Linked DNA regions of Homo sapiens: all the other regions are linked to region 3. A link is a contact called in ENCODE Hi-C or POLR2A ChIA-PET data. All regions are on one chromosome and are shown on one strand. The core of a region is the stretch at or near the end of the contact, and the rest is flanking DNA. Distances in the headings are between cores, read along the strand shown. Region 1 holds the start of PSMB5 (proteasome 20S subunit beta 5). Region 2 holds the start of C14orf93 (chromosome 14 open reading frame 93). Region 3 holds the start of TMEM253 (transmembrane protein 253).

Region 1 (3,334 bases), core at 169-2,668, 1.9 Mb before region 3:
GTCAGGAGATCAAGACCATCCTGGCTAACACGGTGAAACCCCGTCTCTACTAAACACACACACACACACACACACACACACACACACACACACACACACAAATTAGCCTGTTGTGGAGGCAGGCGCCTGTAATCCCAGCTACTCGGGAGGCTGAGGCAGGAGAATCGCTTGAACCTGGGAAGCAGAGGTTGCAGTGAGCAGAGATCGTGCCACTGTGTTCCAGCCTGGGGGACACAGCAAGACTTGGTCTCAAAAAACAAACAAACAAACAAACAAAAACAATACAGCATATGCAGAGTCTGCTGGGGGAAAGATGGGGCCGAACTGGGCATCAGAGGAAAGTGGAATTTCGGTGTTGATAGATGTTGCTGCTAGAATCCAACAAGGAAGGCCAGAGACTGACTTCATAGAACCATAAAGCAGGAGGCAACATTTCATACATATGCACACTTCCCGGTTTGTTATAGTTCCCAAAAGATTTGAAAAATGAAGGTGGGTGGAGGGAGGAAGAGGCAATGAAATATAGTATGTTCCTGAATAAAAGGCATCATCTTAGCAAGTTGAAGTTAGAGAATCTCTTGGTACATATTTATGCAGTCTCAACCGTCCTCCCGTCTCTGAGATGGTAAATTACTACTGACACTTATTCAGGTCTGAACTGAGAATCTAGTTTGTGGATTAACTGGACCCTTTGCTTTTTCTTCTTCCATCTGCCTTTTAGGCAATTCATTACTTATTCGAATTTCCACCAGAAGGTAGGAGTCAAGAGAACGAATATTGGATATTAATAACCGGTTACTGTTAAAGAAGGGTTGCTGTATGGCGACTGACAACAAGAGGTATAGCACTTTTATTTTGTTGCGTTGTTTTACCACTAATTGCTGTGGTTTAACTAATATAGGGAAATGGCCTCAGAATGGATCATTATTTTACCCAATTTTAGAAGGTGCCCTTAAACAAGATGGCAACCTCAGGCGCGTTAACAAGGTGCTGAAGCAGCAGCGATGTAACCTGTTGCTTGGACACCAGGCTGGAGTGGGAGGACTCACCGCTAAGGGTTCAGAACCGATTTTCAACCAGTCACGCCCTTCTCAAAGATGGCCGACCTCACTTCCCTTACGCAACATGGACGTTTTCAGTCACTTCCTGTGATTTTGAGGTTATTCTGATCCAGGACTACTTGCATGACCAAAGCCAAGATGGCAGGTACGTCCTTTTAGAATTTAAGGTTAGTGAAGCCATCTATTTCCCCGACCCCCTTCAGTGAAAATGGTCTTTCGCATCTGGCTCTTCTTTTTGGAGGCGTGCTTGCCAGCAGTCAAAATGGCTCCATTCCGGAATAGATTTAATAGGAAGTGAAGCTGTGACGGCGAGGCGTTGCCCGGCCTATCTTTGCTAGGCGTTCTCAGAATTAGTTCTTTCTGCCCACACTAGACATGGCGCTTGCCAGCGTGTTGGAGAGACCGCTACCGGTGAACCAGCGCGGGTTTTTCGGACTTGGGGGTCGTGCAGATCTGCTGGATCTAGGTCCAGGGAGTCTCAGTGATGGTCTGAGCCTGGCCGCGCCAGGCTGGGGTGTCCCAGAAGAGCCAGGAATCGAAATGCTTCATGGAACAACCACCCTGGCCTTCAAGGTGTGGAGCCAGCCCCCTTGCCAGGCTGAGTACTGAACGCCCGCGACTTGCCTGGCCTCCCAGCCTGACCGGAGTTTGCGGTGGCCTTGGCCACCAACCCAGGCGGAGGCTGGGTCCTCTCGTTCGGACCGCAGCAGTTTTGCTGTCTCATTGGCCCAGGAGGCCCCTGTCTTTGCTCTGGTTGGAAAGGGTGGCGGTGGGGCCGGGGGTAAGTCGGGGGAGGAAGGTGAGGCCTCTTGGGTTGATTCCTAGGCGACCCCAGGTTGCTGCTGTTCAGGATCTTCTAGCTGGGAAAGGCCGCAACAACAATGAATCTTGGCCGAGGGAAGGCTATTGTAAACGTTTACCAAAGTTTTGGAAACTGGGCGGCCCCTCAAGGCAGGGGTAACTGAAACTGGCATGAAGGGGAAGCGTGGTGAGGGTAAGCATTGTACTAAGAATCAGACATTTGGGGTTCCTTGCCCAGCTCTGCAATAACTAGCTCTAGATTGAGAAATCATTTGATTTCATTGAACCTGTTTCCTCATCTATAAAATGATTTGTTTTTTTTTTTTTTTTGAAACAGGGCTTTTCGCTGTCGCTCAGGCTGGAGTGCAGTGGCTCCAGCGCCTCAGCCTCCAGAGTAGCTGACACTATAGGCACACACCACCACGACAGGCTAAGTTTTTTTACTTTTTGTAGAGATGGATCTCCCTGTGTTGCCCAGGCTGGTCTCCAGCACCTGGCCTCAAGCGGTCCTCCCGCCTTGGTCTCCCAAAATGCCTGGGTTACAGGAGTGAGCCACCACGCCCATCCTATAAAATGAATTTAATATGGGTTATATCCATGTCAAGGGATTGATGTGAAGCTCGGGTGACATTAATATATGGTGAAGTATAGAAGTATACTGTGAAGTATAAAAGGACGGAGAAAGAGATGTGCTGGGTTTGGATTGATGCAAAAAGAAGTATGTAGGAGTGTTTTTGTGGTCTTATGTGGCCTGTTTTGTGTTTTCCTCTGATCTTAACAGTTCCGCCATGGAGTCATAGTTGCAGCTGACTCCAGGGCTACAGCGGGTGCTTACATTGCCTCCCAGACGGTGAAGAAGGTGATAGAGATCAACCCATACCTGCTAGGCACCATGGCTGGGGGCGCAGCGGATTGCAGCTTCTGGGAACGGCTGTTGGCTCGGCAATGTCGAATCTATGAGCTTCGAAATAAGGAACGCATCTCTGTAGCAGCTGCCTCCAAACTGCTTGCCAACATGGTGTATCAGTACAAAGGCATGGGGCTGTCCATGGGCACCATGATCTGTGGCTGGGATAAGAGAGGCCCTGGTGAGTTAAGCTGCAACCACATGATCCTTGGGCTGACACTACAGTGAGGAGGGGTTGGATGGACAGATGAATTAAAGGGCTTGGTGTCAATGCTGAAGAAGTGTAATTAGGTCCTTAGCCCTTCCTTCTCTCTTTTTTTTTTTCCTGTTTTTTTAGACTGTGTCTCATTCTGTCGCTCAGGCTGGAGTGCAGTGGCATGATCTCAGCTCACTGCAGCCTCCGCCCCCAGGTTCAGGAATTCAAGACCAGCCTGGCCAACATGGCGAAACCCCATCTCTACTAAAAATACAAAAATTAGCCCGGCGTGGTGGCGGGCGCCTGTAATACCAGCTGCTCAGGAGGCTGAGGCATGAGAATTGCTTGAACCCAGGAGGTGGATGTTGC
Region 2 (3,339 bases), core at 418-2,917, 1.9 Mb before region 3:
ATGGCGTGAACCTGGGAGGTGGAGCTTGCAGTGAGCCGAGATCGGGCCACTGCACTCCAGCCTGGGCGACAGAGCGAGACTCCAGCTCAAAAATAAATATAAATAAATAAATGATTTTTTTGGTCAGTGTTTACTAAATATCTACAATTATGCCAGCTACTGCAGTAAGAATCAAACAGTTCCTGGATGGAAAAACAATTTTAAGATATGATCACTGACCTCAAACAGTTTACTGGAGTGAAATTACTAAAATATGTGAATCAAGGTAGAGTTACGTGCCGCTAACTGGAGTACACATGAAATTCATGTTGATGGGAGCGGAGAGAAGGAAGTAAGCAGTCTGTGCTGAAAGAGAATGGATAAAAATTGACCAGTCAGGGAAGGGGAGACGCATAATTCAGGCCAAAAAAAAAAAAAAAAGCCACTTGAGTAAAGGAATAATACAAGATTGATAAGACGAGCGTAGAGGGAACTAAGAACAAATATGTGCCCAGGCGCGGTGGCTCACGCCTGTAATCCCAGCACTTTGGGAGGCCAAGGCGGGAGGATAACTTGAGGTCAAGAGCTCAAAACCAGCCTGGCCAACATGGTGAAACCCCGTCACTACTTAAAAAAAAAAAATAGCCGGGCGTGGTGGCATATATCCGTAATCCCAGCTACTCGGGAGGCTGAGGCAGGAGAATCGCTTGAGCCTCGGAGGTGGGGGTTGCAGTGAGCCGAGATCACATCACTGAAAAAAAAAAAAAAAAGGCAGGGTGGGCACATCACCTCAAGTCAGGAGTTCAGGACCAGCCTGGCCAACATGGCGAAACCCTGTCTCTACCAAAAACAAAAAAAATTAGCTGGGTGCAGTGGCGCACGCCTGTAGTCCCAGCTTCTTGGGAGGCTGAGGCAGGAGAATCGCTTGGGCGGGGTGGGGGTGGGGGTGGGGGTGGGGGCGGAGGGGCGGAGTTTACAGTGAGCGAAGATCATACCACTGCACTCCAGCCTGGGTGACAGAGCGAGACTCTGTCTAAATAAATAAATAAATAACAAATAGGTGGGTGGGACCAGATTATGGGTGGCTTAAAATCCAGGTATACCAGCTGTCTTCCTGGAAATAAAGAGGAGCCACTTTAGTTTTGAGAATGTGGTCTGAGCCAGGTAGATAAACTGGGAGCTCGGGCTGAAGTGTAAGACTTCAGAAAGATGTTCCATACGTGAATGTTCATTTAAACGTGGGGGTGTTAAGCAACACACGTGACCCAGAGACATTTCACCTGGAAACCGGAGTAGGGCCCACGCACCAAGTCCCTGATGTTTAATTGCAGTCTAGAATGTTACTGACTAGTTCACTCAATTTAACAAAGTGTCCGGAGGTCGCTCACTGGATTGTTATGCTGGTGACTGGGCCTTGTTTCACTGAGAAAAAAAGATGGGAAAGGGTGACAGGACGGTGAGAAAGTGAAAGGGAGAGAGGTGGGAAAGGGGTCTGCCAAGGTCCAGGCGAGGTTGGGGGTCGGGGGTCCGGCGGCCCTCAGGGCCCCCCCCGCCCCCAACTCCGGGGTTGGCGCCTCGGGCGCGGCGCGTGTGCTTGCGGGCGGGGCGCCCCGCGGCCGCGGACGGCCAATCCGGGAGGGCGTCCGGGGAGGGGCGGGGCTTGCCGGCTCGGGCTCCGCGAGTCCTCCTTTTTGCACACACACGAATACAAAGAGCCATACGACCTTCGGGTATCCTTTTTCCATTTTTTTTCCTCCTTAATCTTGTGTGTGTTTTCAAATTTTTTAAAAATAGAGATCTGTAGCAGTGTTGGGGTGAGGAAACTGTTGCTAAGGGGAATTTGCTCTTTCCCCCATTTCTTTTTCTGTCTCTCTTCCTCTTTCTTTTTCCTGGTCAAGGTTTTAAATATACCAAGAAGTTGAGAAGCAGGATGGCCGTGTACAACCGTTTCCGGCCAAATTTATAGTTTTTTTTTCTTTTTTTTAAATCACATTTTAAGAACTGGTAGATTTTTGTGGTTGAGGGACTTTAAAAATTTAGCCGCTTGGGAAGTACAGAATTTTTTAAGCGGGCTGAAGGGATAATGTAAATTTCTGCCACAGGCAACATCGAAGGAAGCAGAGAGATTTGAGGCTCCCTCATAAAGCCGTTTGCGTGCTTTTTACACACCCACCCCCCCAGAACCAAAACCAAGTGGCTGGGATGTGGCACTTGTCCAAGGCCAATAAGTTAATATTGGGATATTATAATGGAGACATTCATTTCCCTAGGGAAGGGGGAAAGACCTTAATTACAGTGTGTCTTTCACACACATTTTCATTAGAACATTTGTGTGTGTGTGTGTGTGTTTCTTGAAACAAATTTGTAAAGTTATAACTTGGGGTTATTTGTGTATATGTACAATATGTGTGTATATGTGCCATATCAGATTTTATTTTCAAAAGTGATAAATATATCTGGTTTTATGTGTGCAAAGTATCCCCTAGGATGTGAATTTTTTTCCGTTGTCTTCCCAAATGTGATCAAAATATTTTGTGTGCAAAGCAGAGCTTAGAAGAAATCCTATGCTTAGCATACTTAGGCACTTTCTATGTGCATTTACTATATTTTTCTGCTCCTAAAGGATCAGAATAATGAATAATTAAATAATTGCCAAGGAGTATATAGTCCATGTGGCAAATGAGAGTAGGCAATTTATTGAATCTGTGGTTCAAAGCCTTCAGTGACTGTTTTGCCTAAGTGGTTTTGCTTTTTATTGTCTCACGTTCTTAAGTGTACAGCTGTGTATATTTTGGCCTTTATGTGTGGTTTGGTTGGTGTGTTCAGAAGGGAAGTTCTTTCTTGGCTTTTTGACAAAATGGTCGTTTATTGGTTGGAATATTCGAAAAGCTCCACAGCTGGCAAAGTATCAGGAAAAAAATCCAGTCAAGTGTAATTCTCAAAAACTGTTCATGGTGATGGTGATGGGGAGCCAAGAGGATGCAAAGGCAAATAATAGAAGGGATAAGAAATGCCTTTTGGTTATCATGTTGCATTTTTAGAATGGAAAGCTTCTCATTTCTAAGAGTCACAGAAAAAAGTATATGAATTAGAGAAAAACAGGCTCGCAGAGCAGAACCTCCTGTTATAGGAGCCCTATTTTCACTTCATTCTGTTACAGAATCACTATCTCCTCATTAGAAGTTGTATGGAAAATATCTGTATCCAAATTTGTATTCGCAGATTGGAGTGAAAGCATAGGAGGTATATGAGGTGCTGAGGGAGAAACTGGAATGTCACAAATGCAGTGACAACCAGGAGACAAAAAAAAAAATCTACTGTAGAATTTAAATTTCATTACAACAAAACTTCTGTATAATA
Region 3 (3,195 bases), core at 1-2,500:
GCTTCTGCTTCTCAGCCTCCAAACAGGGCCATAAGCCCTCTTAACTTTTTTGCTTTCCTCCTCAGTGATTGAGGCCAGTCAGTGGTGACAGCTGAGAGAATGAGTCAACACTTAGCCACTTACTTCCTAGGCTGAGGGTTGTAGGTGTCTGTTTTAGGGAGTGGGAGGACAGTGCTGCGTTTTCTTCCCTCTCACCTTCCAAAGGCGGGGTGCTCTGCGAAGCTCCAGAGTGACAGTCCCAGTGAGGAGACCCTGAATGGTGAGAAGGGCAAGTGTTGAGCTCTGGTCCCGTTAGGAAGGGGCCCTGGGACCTTCCACCCTCCCTTGTGGTGGGTCTTACTGAGGCTCCAGGCCCAAGAGGCAGCGCTGTGGCCATGTGACAATCAGAGTTCAGGCAGGCGACTGAGACAGCAAGGGGCACCACAACCACTGCCAGCCATAGCTGGCTCACCTGGGGGTAAGGGTAGGGTAATTGGGGAGGAACTGTCAGGGATTCCCTCCCTTCTCGTAACTCCTACCTCTTTAGAGATCAGGAAATGGGATTGAATGCAGGGTGGAGGAAAGCAGTCAACCCAGAGCAAGGACGTGATCATTAAAAATTAAGTATCATTTAATTTTTTCTGCCTCATATTGTAGTTTAGTTACTTACCTGTATGTTTTCCCCCACAAGATGGAAGCTACTTGGGAGATTAAGGGTCTTGCCTTGTTTATTTCTATGTTTTCCTCTACCCTCCTCCCATTCAGAACCTAGCTCAGTTTCTGGCACATGGTAGGTGCTCACTTAACATGGATGGATGGATGGATGGAATTGAATTGGGTAGAAGTGGACATGCTGAGACCTGGGATGGGGTAGCCTGGCCTCACCGCTAGCACCAAGAGGTGCCCACTCTGCCTGTGCCTTGCCCAGTGTTGTAGCTTTTCCAGACGAAGGCTGTGTCTCTCCTGCTCTTGCTCACCAGCTCTATCTTCCATGGCTCCTTTGCCCACAAGAATTAGGTGCTTCCTAGGCTGGGAAAAATGCGTTATAGGTTCTGTCTATTAGGAGACAGGACATGCAACAACGTATCTTTCAGCTACACCTCTGCCCACTCCCAATATCCAGGGATTTGAGGTCCAGGTCCTCACACCTACCTAGTCTGAAGCAGCTACTCCAAAGGGATGGGACCCAGCTGGGTCCTAGGTCTCCTAAGGGGCTTGATAGCTCAGAGCAGACGACAAACTTGTCCTGGCAGAGGAAGGCTGTCAGGGATGGGGTGTGGTGGGGCAAAGGTTTCTATGAAGGCCTAAGGATCTAGGGAGTGGCCCTGGGTAGATACCGGCCTCAGTTCACTCCACAAGATGTCTAGCCCGACCTCACTCTGTTCCCATTTCTCATTACCCTCATTTCTGCCCATCCTGGGTTCCTTTTCTGGTTTCACTTACCTCATCCCCATGGACACTATCACTCTGGACCTCAATTCCCCCTCATTTCCATATGATCTTACTCCTTTCTTTGGCTTCCTCCTCAAATTATGTGCCCTTCCCTAGAGATCCTACTTTCTGTCTGGATTGGTCCCCTGTCATTACTACTTGCAGCTTTGCCCCCAGACCAGGTAAGGTTGAATTCCAGGGGCTTTCTTGCCTCTCACTTTCTGGACAGTCTCCCTTCCTTCTTTCTTGAAGGTTTTACTCTGAACTGAACACTGACTCAATGGATGGGGGGGACCCTGTTTATGGTGGGGATTGTTTTTGATTCAATGATAACCTGCAACTGGACATTATCTATCTATCTATCTATCTATCTCATGGTCCTCAAATAGTGAGTCTTGGGAAGGATGCTATTGCAACAATTAATATTTTTGAGAGAGAAGGTGCCTCATAGCCAGACAGACCTGAGCTGGAATCTTAGCTCTGCTGCTTCTCCATCTGTGTGATCTTGGATACATTATTATTATTATTATTATTATATTATTGAGACAGGGGCTCACTGTCACCCAGGCTGGAGTGCAGTGGCATGATCATGGCTCACTGTAGCCAACACCTTCTGGGCACAAATAATCATCCTGCCTCAGTCTCCCAAGTAGCTGGGATCACAGGCACATGCCACCATGCCTGGCTAATTTTTAAATTTTTTGTAGAGACAGGGTCGTCTCACAATGTTGCCTAAGCTGGTCTCAAACTCCTGGGCTCAAGCCATCCTCCCTGCTTGGCCTCCCAAACTGCTGGGATTACAGGTGTGGGCCACTGTGTCTGTCCTGATAGATATGTTTTTCTACCTATTCGCACCTCAGTTTATTCACTGATAAAAGGGGGCTAACAATATGACTGTGAAGAGTTGTTGATTCAGGGTGGGTGTTTAATAACTATTAGTGGTGCTGATGAGGTCACACCGATAAGTCTGATGCCCATACACTAAAAGTGTTATTCAGAAGGAAGCTGGGGACACATTTCTACAGTCGGAAGCAGAACCAGCTGGGCCCAAATATACTCTATAGATCAAAACAAATCCCAGATCTACCTAGGTGCCCTTGGCAAGTTGCTTAATCTCTCTGTTCCCTTATCTATAAAAGGAAGTTAATAATACCAGTCTCAAGGGGTTGCTTTCAGCATGGAAGAGAGCTTAGCCCAGTACCTGGTACACAAGTGCTCAATGTTAGTGGCTATGATCATCATCACTATTATTATTTCTTGTTGTTGACGATAAGAGGAGACTGCGCCAGAAGACTCTAGAAGTTAGTACGAGGAGGGAGGCAGGGTCCTGGGAGGCAAGTGATCTTTTGTAAGCCACTCCTGCCCCATCAGTGCTGTGCCAACATCGGCGGGTCATTGTATCTACTCTTTTCTTTCCCGGGGAGTGGGAGTCACGTTTTAAAGAGATCCAGAAAACTGCTGTGTGTCTACTCCTCCTCAATTCCCACGTGCATTGATTTTATTTGGTGGCGATGTGAGATGTTGGGCTTGCACTGAGGATCCCCGAGCCTGCAGGCCACTGGGGAAACAGACTTCCTGAAGCCTCATTTTTCTTACTTGTAAATGGGGGCTAATTTAATTATAGAGGGTTATTGGAAAGATTATATACTATTAGATAGGTGAACAGGCATTCAGTAAATATTGACTAAATCTGAGTATACTACTTACCAGTTTGTAGTCTAGACTACAATCGCCTGGAAGGAAGGTACCACTTCTTTCTCATCCCTCACAGCGCTGAGCCCAGTG

The links. A loop is a pair of places that touch in the nucleus more often than their neighbours do. ChIA-PET counts read pairs that join two places held with the same protein, here RNA polymerase II (POLR2A). Pooled maps may share reads with other maps.
Region 1: a loop to region 3 is called in a pooled map, with 15 times the contacts of the local background. The contact joins the promoter of PSMB5 here to the promoter of TMEM253 in region 3. A Hi-C loop is called at or near these places in 5 of 50 pooled maps. POLR2A ChIA-PET finds 5 or more read pairs at or near these places in 2 of 52 experiments (OCI-LY7 and SK-N-SH).
Region 2: a pooled map shows a loop between it and region 3 (7-fold over the local background). The contact joins the promoter of C14orf93 here to the promoter of TMEM253 in region 3. A Hi-C loop is called at or near these places in 8 of 50 pooled maps.

Annotation. Positions count from the first base shown.
Region 1 is chr14:23,032,984-23,036,317 of GRCh38, reverse strand. PSMB5 (proteasome 20S subunit beta 5) reads left to right here and starts at 1,418. Exons shown (of 3, transcript NM_002797.5): 1 at 1,418-1,634; 2 at 2,644-2,950. The coding sequence starts at 1,437. RefSeq lists enhancers at 944-1,238, 1,023-1,692, 493-1,692.
Region 2 is chr14:23,008,471-23,011,809 of GRCh38, reverse strand. It overlaps C14orf93 (chromosome 14 open reading frame 93), which reads left to right and starts at 1,667. Exons shown (of 7, transcript NM_021944.4): 1 at 1,667-1,709. LOC124903286 (a long non-coding RNA gene) reads right to left here. Exons shown (of 2, transcript XR_007064075.1): 2 at 2,826-3,339. RefSeq lists a silencer at 1,329-1,678 and an enhancer at 3,306-3,339.
Region 3 is chr14:21,099,121-21,102,315 of GRCh38, reverse strand. TMEM253 (transmembrane protein 253) reads right to left here and starts at 1,250. Exons shown (of 7, transcript NM_001395467.1): 1 at 1,132-1,250; 2 at 865-1,008; 3 at 341-451; 4 at 196-252. The coding sequence starts at 972. It also overlaps a transcript of ZNF219 not described here.